2 separate regions of the Homo sapiens genome follow, and region 1 is linked to region 2. Evidence: chromatin loops called from intact Hi-C (ENCODE). Cell type or tissue: PC-3. All regions are shown on one strand. Links, peaks and the distances in the headings refer to the core of each region. The heading gives the core; the rest is flanking DNA. Region 1 has its middle 420 kb from the start of LRFN5. Region 2 has its middle 480 kb from the start of LRFN5.

Region 1 (5,392 bases), core at 248-5,247, 67 kb before region 2:
GCAACAAAGAATGAAAAGGACTAAAAGAAAGTAAAACAATGTGGGAGCTTGGAAGTTCCCATGTATAACTAATTTCCATCTCTATCTAGTAAAAATAAAACTGTGAAGGCCTTGAAAAAGCAGAAACTAATTGAAATGTAGTTTAGCAGCAGCAAGGGTCAAAACAAAGGCGTGGCCATCACATCCATTTAATAATCTCTGAATGGATTAGTTTCTCACCTAGCAAATCGTTTCAGTTGAACAGGTAGACATAGAGAAAAATACTGGGGGTGTGCTTTTCCCAGGATATCTGTTGTTTATACCTGCAAAGAAGTCGGGAGAGAGGAGTATAGTGCCAAAAAAAATTTGAGTGAGATTATTGGCACATGAAACTGACTGAAAACAAATAGGAAATAGGTGACTGTAGCTTTAAGAGCATTGTGTGTTAAAAGAACCATCAACCTTTGAAACTGATTATTAGAAACTTAAAATAGTTCTTGGGCCCTGAACTTTCTAGAGGTAAGGAAAGCTTAGAAAGCTACTCCTGTCTGAATGAGGACACCTTTTCTGATATCCTCTTCAGAAATATCCAGTGAGGACAATTTAAAAAGAGAGATCAGAGCCTGGGACCCCTGAGAATTACAGGTTGGAGATCTACTCTTAGGAAGAAACCCTCATAATATCTGCTTAGTGGGAGTGCAAAATTTCTATGATTCAGTGGCTTCTAGGTAGCCCTGCATTCTTCCCCTTCCAAAATAAGAATTTTTATTCCAATCTTTCCATTTCACTTTCTTCAGACAAATGGGAGTGGCGGAGTGGGGAGGGGAATGATAATATAAATTGTGTTTTTTTTCCCCTTAAGTCTCTAAAACAAGAGGTGCCACATCTAGACTTCTATAGACATAATCATTAAATTTTGTTCTTTTAAATCTTAATATTAATTTTATTGTATAGGACTTTTGGCTTTTCTTCTTGGAGAGGGAATTTTGCAATCAAAAAAGAAAGTAAACCCAACATTTGTGACCATAAGGGAAGAACATTGATCAGTTGGGGTGTTCAAAAATAGCTAGTTGTTGTTAGGCATTTTTTACTATTAAAATTCTCTAACAAGTTGAATTCAAGCAGCGTCATGTGATTTTGCATGGACCAGTGCAATATGAGCAGAATTGATGGTGTCACACAGAGAGGCAGAAGCTTTAAGAGCCAATGTGTGGTGTGTCACAGTATTTTCTTTGTACTCTGCTTATGGAAGCAAATTCACTTGTTTAGACCCCTGAGTAACTATTATGTATACAATCTCCTTTCCGACTAACAATGTAGATGTAGAACAAATGAGAGATAGCTTCATGGTTGTAATCAACTGAAATTTTTAGGATGTTTTCACTGCAGCATAACTTAGCCTATCCTAATTACTATTAACTCAAATTTTACCCACAACATAGAATACACAATGATCACTTAAAAATCTGTCATGTTATCTGTCCTTCTTCATAAACCCCTTCAATGGCTCAGGGTAAAAGACAAAACCATAATATAAATTGTCTTTATGACAACATTCTGTCCGAATTTCTTTTGACTCTCCATTTCATTCTTTCCTGTGTAAACAATATTTCTGCCCTTACTTTTCTTTGCACGTGGTTAGAATAGTTGCTCTTCCCCTTTGCTGCGATTTCGACCTAGAACGCTCTTACTCCAATTATACACACAAATTTTTCTCTCACTTCCTTCATGTGTACTCAAGTATCTCTTTAACTGTAAAACTTTCCTGACCATTTTTATAAAATAGCAGTAACACCTGCTCTTATGTATTCATCTTAATTTACTTCCCTTTTCTCCATAACAGAACATAGTCTTGATCCACATTTTACCTCCTTTTCTTCCCACACCAAGTTGCATCTTGTAGAGTGAAGGCCTTTTGTACATATATATGCCTGCTTCATCTTGAATACTTAAGCTTTACATGCAGTCCCTGTAAACCCCTGATCCCTTAGCCATCCTTAGGGACCAGGGGTACACATACGTCTTTCGGAGAAAAGATTCAGGCAGGGAAGAGGCTAGAACAGGTACTAGAAACAAAGTTGGATCATTTATGCAAAGAATTCATCGACCTTAGGTATGCATCGTCTAGAAATGGGTGGTATGTTCTTTGTGTAGATCCAACCCCTGATCCTGCTACTTTTTTTTTTTTTTCCTATGTGGGCAAAAGGTAGGAAATTGGCCAGAGAAAGTCTGAAGTAGGACTTTCTATACCACAGGACTCAGGAAAATGGCCTTTCTTCTAAGTCTAAGGGCATTGTGGTGCCAGTAAAGTTGTTTTCCAGAGACTCTTCCACAAAATGTTATCAGTAAGATCTGTGTGTTTTATAATCATAAACTCTTGTTGAGTTAGAGCTCAATAGGGGTACTTAAGGCTTTAGGTGGTAGTGGAAAGCAAAAATTGAGTCTTTTAGGAGGTAGCAGATGGTTAAACACAAATAATTCTTCTTTAGGAAAAGTAGGACATTTAATTTATTAAAGAGGTTTTTAATGAATAATTTGGAGCTTCATAAATGTGCAGCAAAGGCAATTGGTGCTGATTCAGAGACAACATTCTGCAAAATAACATTTCATGCAAAATAACTTTGGAACCTTGGGGAGGAAATGGAGGCCATTAATAAATAGAGTATGGTTTTTCTAGCCAATGATGGTAGCAGAGGGTCAGAAAATCATGTTAATTGTACAGGAACTATTCAGTGCACAATATTGTATACCAAGATGTTCTATCTCCTGATGAGGCACATCTTCCTGTGAACCTCTGAAGTAGACATACATTAACTTTGTTTATTAAAACAAGATATCCTGATGCTGAGTAACTTGCTGGTGCTAAAAAAATTATTACATTTCCTGTGTGCCTGAAATCCTCCAGAGTAGCATGGCTATTAAAGGACAAGTGCTCTTTTAACAAATGGAATATGACCTAGGATAACATGCCAATTATTATTTAATTGCTATAGAAACATTTTTACATGTTTTGGATCATTCCCTTCATACTCATGGAATACTCATGGGATCATACTCATGGAATCATGGAATACTCATGGAATCATACTCATGGAATACTCATGGAATCATACTCATGGAATCATTCAACTCAAAAAAAAAATAGCAAACCTTTGTTAACCATGCAAGGAATTCTTTTATAATAAAATTAGCAGTAGAATTATTGGGCCTTCCAGTCTAGTGATTTTCAAAAGTTGGGCTTCATGGTGCCATTACAATCTTGAAAGTTACTGAGGATGCCAGAGAGCTTTTGTTGATGTGAGTTACATCTAGTGATATTTGCAATATTAGAAATTAAAATGGGCCGGGGGTGGTGGCTCACGCCTGTAATCCCAGCACTTTGGGAGGCTGAGGCGGGTGGATCACCTGAGATCAGGAGTTCAAGACCAGCCTGGCCAACATGCTGAAACCCCGTCCCTACTAAAAATACAAAAATTAGCCGGGCATGGTGGCACGCACCTGTAATCCCAGCTACTCCGGAGGCTGAGGCAGGAGAATCACTTGAACCCGAGAGGCGGAAGTTGCAGTGAGCCAAGATCACACCATTGCACTCCAGCCTGGGTGACAGAGCGAGACTCTGTCTCAAAAAAATAAATAAATAAAATAAATAAATAAATAAATAAAAGATATTAAAGTGGATATTTAAAAAATTTAAGTGACATCAATGAATGTTAACATAGTTTTAAAAATATACCTATATTATAAAAAGAAATAGAAACTGATATTATTTTGCATTTAAAAAAGTCTTTCTAATGTTTGGCTTGAGAAAACATATGGGAATATCAGATCTATTGGTGCATTCATCCTGTTGCATACTATATATCATGTAACCTCTGAAAAAATATCACTGTGCAAACATGCAAGTAAAAAAGCAAATAATCTCTTAGTACTAGTATAAACATTGTTTTAACCTTTGGCACCTTTAAATTTTCTCAGAGAACCTCAAGGGTTTCCAGACCACATTTAGAAAACCACTGTCCTAATTTTATGCATTTAATGACTGTAGAACGGCACTACTGTGTAAGATCTCTAAGACTCGTGTTATCTATTTAAATATAAGTTGATTATAATTAAATAAAACTGTAAAATTTAGTTTCTTATTCTCACTAACCTCTTTTTAGGTGTACAGCAGCTACATGTAATTACTGGCTACTGTGTTGGGTAGCATACAGATTAAACATTTTCCTCACCATAGAAAGTTAAGTTGAACAGCATACTGCTCTATTCTTTATGATGTTTCTTTTCTTCTTCTTTTTTCTTTTTCTTTTTTTTTTTTTTTTTGAGATGGAGTCTCGCCTGTTGCCCAGGCTGGAGTGCAATGGCACAATCTCAGCTCACTTCAACCTCTGACTCCCGGGTTCAAACGATTCTCCTGCCTCAGCCTCCTGAGTAGCTGGGATTACAGGCACGCTAATTTTTTGTATCTTCAATAGAGATGGGGTTTCACCATGTTGGCCAGGCTGGTCTCAAACTCCTGACCTCATGATCCACCCACGTTGGCCTCCCAAAGTGCTGGGATTATAGGCCTGAGCCACGGTACCTGGCCTATTTTTCTACTTTTTAGGAGAGAGTCCTTCCCTTTGGTCAGTGTCCGTTCATTTTGGCTGCTGTTAGAGAATACCATAAACTAGATGGCTTATAAACAACAGAAGTTTATTTATCACATTTGTGGAGGTTAGGGGGTCCAAGACCAAGGTGCCAGAAGATAAACTATCTGATGGAGTCCTGTTTCCCAGTTCATAGACAGCAGTTTTCTTGATGAAACCTCACTTGGTGGAATGCAAGGAAATTCCCTTGAGTCATTTTTTAATAGGAGCACTAAATCCATTTGTGAGGCTTCCACTCTCATGACTTAATCAACTCCCAAAGGCCTCATCTTTAAATATTATTATATTGGGGATTGGGTTTCAACATATAAATCTGGGGGACAAAAATCTTCAGTTTATAGCATTTTAAGAATAATCCTCTTTGACTCAGTGGTCTGCCTTCCAGGATGACTGGGGCAAAAGTTTCAACTTCTGAACTTGCTGAAGCAGCAACCCTGCTCCCTCAGCTTTGCTGGCTAGGGCTTGGACTCTGACATAGTTCTGATGTGTGTCCTGGCCCAAATTGCGTGTTGAACTGTCATCTCCATTGTTGGAGGTGGGGCCAGGTAAGAGGTGATTGGATCATGAGTGTAGATTTCTCATGAAAGGTTTACCACCATTCCACATACTGTCCTCACGATAGTGCGTGAGTTCTCACAAGATCTGATCATTTAAAAGTGTGTAGCACCTCATTTCTTATTCCTGCTCTGGCCACGTGATTTGCCTGCTCCTGCTTCACCTTCCACCATGATTGTAATTTTCCTGAGGCCTCCACAGAAGCCCAGTAG
Region 2 (5,392 bases), core at 330-5,329:
TATATTAAAGGGGGACATCGATATTTTTACATTTTGATTATTTTCATTCAAGAACATGTTATAACTAATTTATTCAAATATTATGTTGTGTTTCTTAAAATCATTTTTCATAGTTGGGATATTTGTTATATTAATTTGTCTGCATTTTAACTTTTGGTTGCTATTTCAAAGAGAATATATTTGCTTGCCATTTTTTAAGTTTTTGTTTCCTAGAGTAATAAAAAATTGATCTTTGTAATATTTTGGAGCCAGATACTTTCGTATATTATCATATTAATTTTCAGGTTTTCATATTCAAGATATTTGCTTTTATGTTTTCTGATATTCAATGTATATTAGTTTCTGTTTGTATTTTATATAGAAATTTTCTAAGTATGAGTTTCGACTTTTATCAAATGACTTTTTATCATCTACTGAGTATCACAGAAATATTTTCCCTTTAAAATGAAAAAAAAAAGCCAACAGCTGGGCAACACTGCCTTAGAAGATTTGACAAATATAGTTACCTATCAAACATCTAAATTATGGAAAATTATTCCAACTAAATGAAAAGCAATACAGGAGGCTGTGGAAGACACATACAGCTGTGTGATTAAGGTGGAGGTTTGGGGAAGAAACAACAATAACAAAACAAGTGCAGAGTCAATATTTCAACTTCGCAGGCAATAATGTCAAATATATAAAGTGCAAATCAGTTATTTCAGTTGTGACTAAATTTAAGGTCTTTATATCCAATTACTTCTGGTTATAAAATGAATAGAAGGAGCAAGAAAAGAGAAAGATGATTTGAACCCAAATTTTAAGACAACAAGATTTAAAACACAAAGTTATACACAATATAGAAGATTGTGATATTTGGGAATTCTCTGTGTGTGTGTGTACGTGTTTTATAGAGAGTGTGTGTGTGTGTGCATGAGAGAGAGAGAGATTATATCTATACCTCTGTCTGAAAAACTCATTGAAAATGAAGAAAAAAGCTAAGAGAGTGAAATTGACCTCCAAGTGATGTTCAGAGTCAAGGCTGTTTTTCTCATATTAGAAAGCAGTTTACTTCATGCTGTTTTTGAGAAGGTGTCTTTTGAAACACTCAGTGATACAGTACTGAGTGGCAACAGCAGGAGGTAGAATGGGTTTTCTATCTTCAGTTTGGCAGACAGGGCTATTGAAACTACATGAAACTATAGGGTCAAGGATCATATCATCTTAAAGGCCATGTGGTGTTTTTTGTTGTTGTTATTGTTATTTTTTCAAGGCTGGAAGAATGTAAGTTTTTCAGTTTGGTATTTGGATCCAAAAGTTTGGAAGGAGATACTTTTGTATGGAAAAATAAATAAATAAAACAAGGTATTTAGCCTTGATATAAACTGTGTTAAGATGACACAATGGTAAGTTTTACTTGTAAATAAAAAGTGAAAAAGTAGAATTATTATATAATAAAGTACTGGTGGAATGCATTAATGCAATATAAAAAGTTAGAGTTAGGTAAAATTTTAAATTTCCAGGTAAGTATAAAATTTGTATATGTTTGATTTAAGAATAAAAGAGTGTTGTATATTTAGTTATTTCAAATAAAATTTAGTTCAGTTAGAAAGTATCTTCCAATATAATTTTTTATTAAATTTTATTAAGACATTCACCATCTTAGAAATGGTACTAATATGGCATTGCCATATTGCAATCTCTCACCTTTTAAAATTCACTCATTCATTCACATTGATGGAGCTCCTAGTTGTGCCAGTCACCATTCATATTCTTGGGCTCCATCAAGGAACCAAATAAAAATATTTGCCCTTATGAAGCTTATATTGTAATTGAGGAGACATATAGTAAACATAACAGAAAAGTAACATTATGCATTTTATAAAATGTTGCAAAATGATAGGTGTTATTAAAAATATAAGAAAAATGGGCTGAGGGAGTAATGCAATGTTAGGGTGAATGAAATGGTGATATTAGAGCAAGACTTGATAAGGTGAGGAAATTAACAGCTGATTGTCAGGTTGGAGAGTGGTGAAAGCAGAACTAGAGTAATTGCAAAGGCCCTAAGGGGGAGTATACTTGACAGTTACCAGGAATTTTAAGAAAACCATCTCAGCTAGAAGAGAGTGAACCATTGAGAGAATGGTAGGAAATGCAATCAGAAGTAAAGGAAAGGAAGGATTAGAACCTTGTAGTGGCTTTTATTCTGACCGTATTATGGATTCAGTGAGAGTTGTATGCAGAGGTTGCAGAGGAATGTCCTAATCTAATCTGATTTACATTTTTTTAAGGATTACTATAGCTATCATTTTCTGGATAAAACATGTCAGGGAGCCTGGGCTATGAAAAGTTTTTGGATTAATGGATGTATTTTGAATGTGAAATTTCCAAGTTTTTTTTTTTGTTTGTTTGTTTTTTGTTTTTTTTCTGATAGACAGGATGGAAGGTGTGTTAAAGAGAGTAAGGGTAACTGCAAAGTTTTGGACTGAGTAAGTAAAGGAATAAATTTGCCAACAACTGAGAAACATTGTAGGTGGCTCAGGTCTGGAGGAGAAAAATAACAAATTTGGTTTTATACAAGTTGAGCTGGCATTTATTACAGTTTTAAGTGGAGATGTTTGTATTAATATACAATGTGTTACATGTGTATGCAATATATATTTAAAATATTAGACTTATATAATATGTAGTATATAATAATATACTGTATATAATATAAATTCTTATCAAAATTCTGAAGCAGAGGTATATAATTTGAACTGGAATGCAAAACAAAGTGCAAATAAATAATTAGTAGCTAGTATCAAGAATGGTGGGATAGGAGTTCAATATAAATTTTTTAAAGTATTCTGTTAACAATTTGCTATATAGCCTTGATTGTAGCATTCAATGTCCCCAATCCCCAATTACCAATAACCCTTAGCCTCAATTATCACTTGTAAGGCTGCTATGATACTGTTTTCTCTGTTTTAATTCCAAAAATGAGCTCATTCAAAATACCAAGACTGTTATTGGCAAATAATTCTACACAAAGATAATAAAAAATATAATAAAATGAATTAAACATTTAATTTATTGCAATTAAAAACACTCAGCTATTAGTGGAATTTTTATTTGTTTAAGTTTTGTTTTAGGAAAAGTATCACAATAAAATTTTCTTAACAATTAATGAATACTTTTCTGGTGGATGATATAGATGTGATGCATACAAATGCAAACCTGCAAGAGTCAAGGAAGTTTCCTATATGATTTCTGTCTTCATGCTTATCCATAGTAGAATCAGCTTATGTTCTGCGATGCATTAGGAATGTCATGGATCATACCAATCCGTATTGCAATTACCCAGTAGTCCGTAAATTTATTGAGGATAGTGACTCAGTTATCTTCATCTGAATAATTTGTGAACAGTCATTGACTCATGGTATTTATGGATAAGTTAATAAATGTTTGCTGAATAAAATAATAGAGTCATGGTTCCTTTTTCCTCTGAGTTTACATTTGAAATATGAGAGCATTTAAAAATAAAAATAAAGATCCAATAAAAAATATAAATATTTTGCTTTTAGTAATGGGTGTCCATAAATGAGTCTTTCTATTAATCCTGTAGAAAGCATGAAACACTGCTTTCATTACTTCTATTTAAGGTACAGAAATTTTAAGTGATGTAATGATATATAAAACAGAAATAAGAGGTATAAATGTTTAAAACATTTAGACAGGTTTATCACATTCTGAAGTAAATGTGCATACCTAGAAATAAAGAATATAAAATGTGAAACTGTCAAAATTCAAGTGTTTACTAAAGAAGCTATTTATAAGTCAAATTATGAACATCGAAAGCTTTGCCTTTTACCAGTAATAATTCATTTGGAGTTGTTTTTATAAGTCTTTGTCTTGGGAAACAAATGATTTCACTTAACTAATTGTAATATATGTAGTATAATGTACAAATACAGGGTCAGAGAAAATGTGAAAGTGAAGTCAAGAAATCAAAGAAAGCAAAGTTGCTTACATACAAATCATTAGATGCTACATAGTTACTGTAGTTGAGTTGCAGGGTGACGGTATGTTTTCCTGGTGGACAAAGTGAAATTGAAAATACGACTAGTTGAAGATTTCTCCTGTGCATGTGAAAAAGCAAACCCTGCAAAAAAACATAACTCTCACCAAATTAGCATACAATAACTTCCAAAAAAAGACCAAAAATTTTCTTAGCACCGAGAAAGCAAGGCAAATCACTCCAGTAGCACATAAAGGGAAAGTTTACATGGGTTCATTTCTCTTAGCCACTCTTAGTTAAAAAAAATTAAACGACAGAAATTAAATCAATAAAAACAAACATTTAGAAGGCCACATATTGACCCAGTAATTATGAGACTTTCTTAGAGTTGCATTCAATACAATAATAAAATTTATTAAAGTAAAAAAAAATCTTTTAAATTTTTAAAATAAATTTTATTTAAAAGTGATCACTTCATCATTGGGGAACATTTGAAATAATATAAATTAGGTATTTTTAGGATAAATATTAAACTACACAAAGACCTCATTTACAAAACCATTAAAATTTTCTAGTAATTTTTTCATTCAACAAATATTTATTGCTCTCTGATAGGGTTTGGCTGTGTCCCCACCCAAATCTCATCTTGAATTGCAATTCCCATAATCTCCATGTGTCATGGGAGGGACCAAAGGGGAGGTGATTTAATAATGTGGGCAATTAGTCCCATGCTGCTGCTCTCATGACAGTGAGTGAGTTCTCATGAGATCTCATGGTTCTATAAGGGGCTTTTTCACCCTTTTGCTTAGCACTTCTCCTTCTTGCCATTCATGTGAAGAAGGATGTGTTTGCTTCCCCTTCTGCCATGATTGTAAGTTTCCTGAGGCCTCCCCAGCCATGTGGAACTGTGAATCCATTAAATCTCTTTCCTTTATGAATTACCTAGTCTCAGGCAGTTCTTTATAGCAGCATGGGAATGGACCTACACATCCTTATTGTGTATTATATTTTCCTGGGCATTGACAATCAACTGAAGGAGAGGGAGACAATCTGGCATTGCAGAGTTTACCATTTTTCTTGGTGTTGGGAAGTGGGGGCATGGAAAAGTGAAAAGGCAGTTAGTATAACATATTAATTGCTATGATGATAGAAATAAAGTGTGCTTTCAGAGGAATTAGGCACTGCCATTTAATGGAATAGAATTAATAACCCAATGTATTAGTTTCCTATTGTAGCCATAACAAATTATTACAAACTTAGTGGCTTAAAAAAACACAAATTGATTCTTTCACAGCTCTGAGTTCAAAAGTCTAAAGTGGTTTGGCAAGGCTGCATTCTCTCTGAAGGCTCTAGGGAAAAATCTGTTTCCTTGCCTTTGCTAGCTTCTAGGGACTGCTTATATTCCTTGACTCA

Evidence for each region. Hi-C counts contacts between places; a loop is a spot of excess contacts. Peaks named below come from ENCODE experiments on the same cell type or tissue, not always from the same donor. Only the 100,000 strongest peaks of a DNase experiment are listed, where the experiment ranks them.
Region 1: a loop joins it to region 2, with 2.6 times the contacts of the local background. A loop is called at or near these places in 4 of 110 quality-filtered maps.

The regions. Positions count from the first base shown.
Region 1 is chr14:42,019,759-42,025,150 of GRCh38, forward strand. No RefSeq gene overlaps it. Among named protein-coding and RNA genes, the nearest start is that of LRFN5, 420 kb to the left of the region's middle. In PC-3, for the core only: no CTCF peak of the experiment used is centred there; no DNase peak of the experiment used is centred there.
Region 2 is chr14:42,087,003-42,092,394 of GRCh38, forward strand. No RefSeq gene overlaps it. Among named protein-coding and RNA genes, the nearest start is that of LRFN5, 480 kb to the left of the region's middle. In PC-3, for the core only: no CTCF peak of the experiment used is centred there; a DNase peak (open chromatin) is centred at 3,329.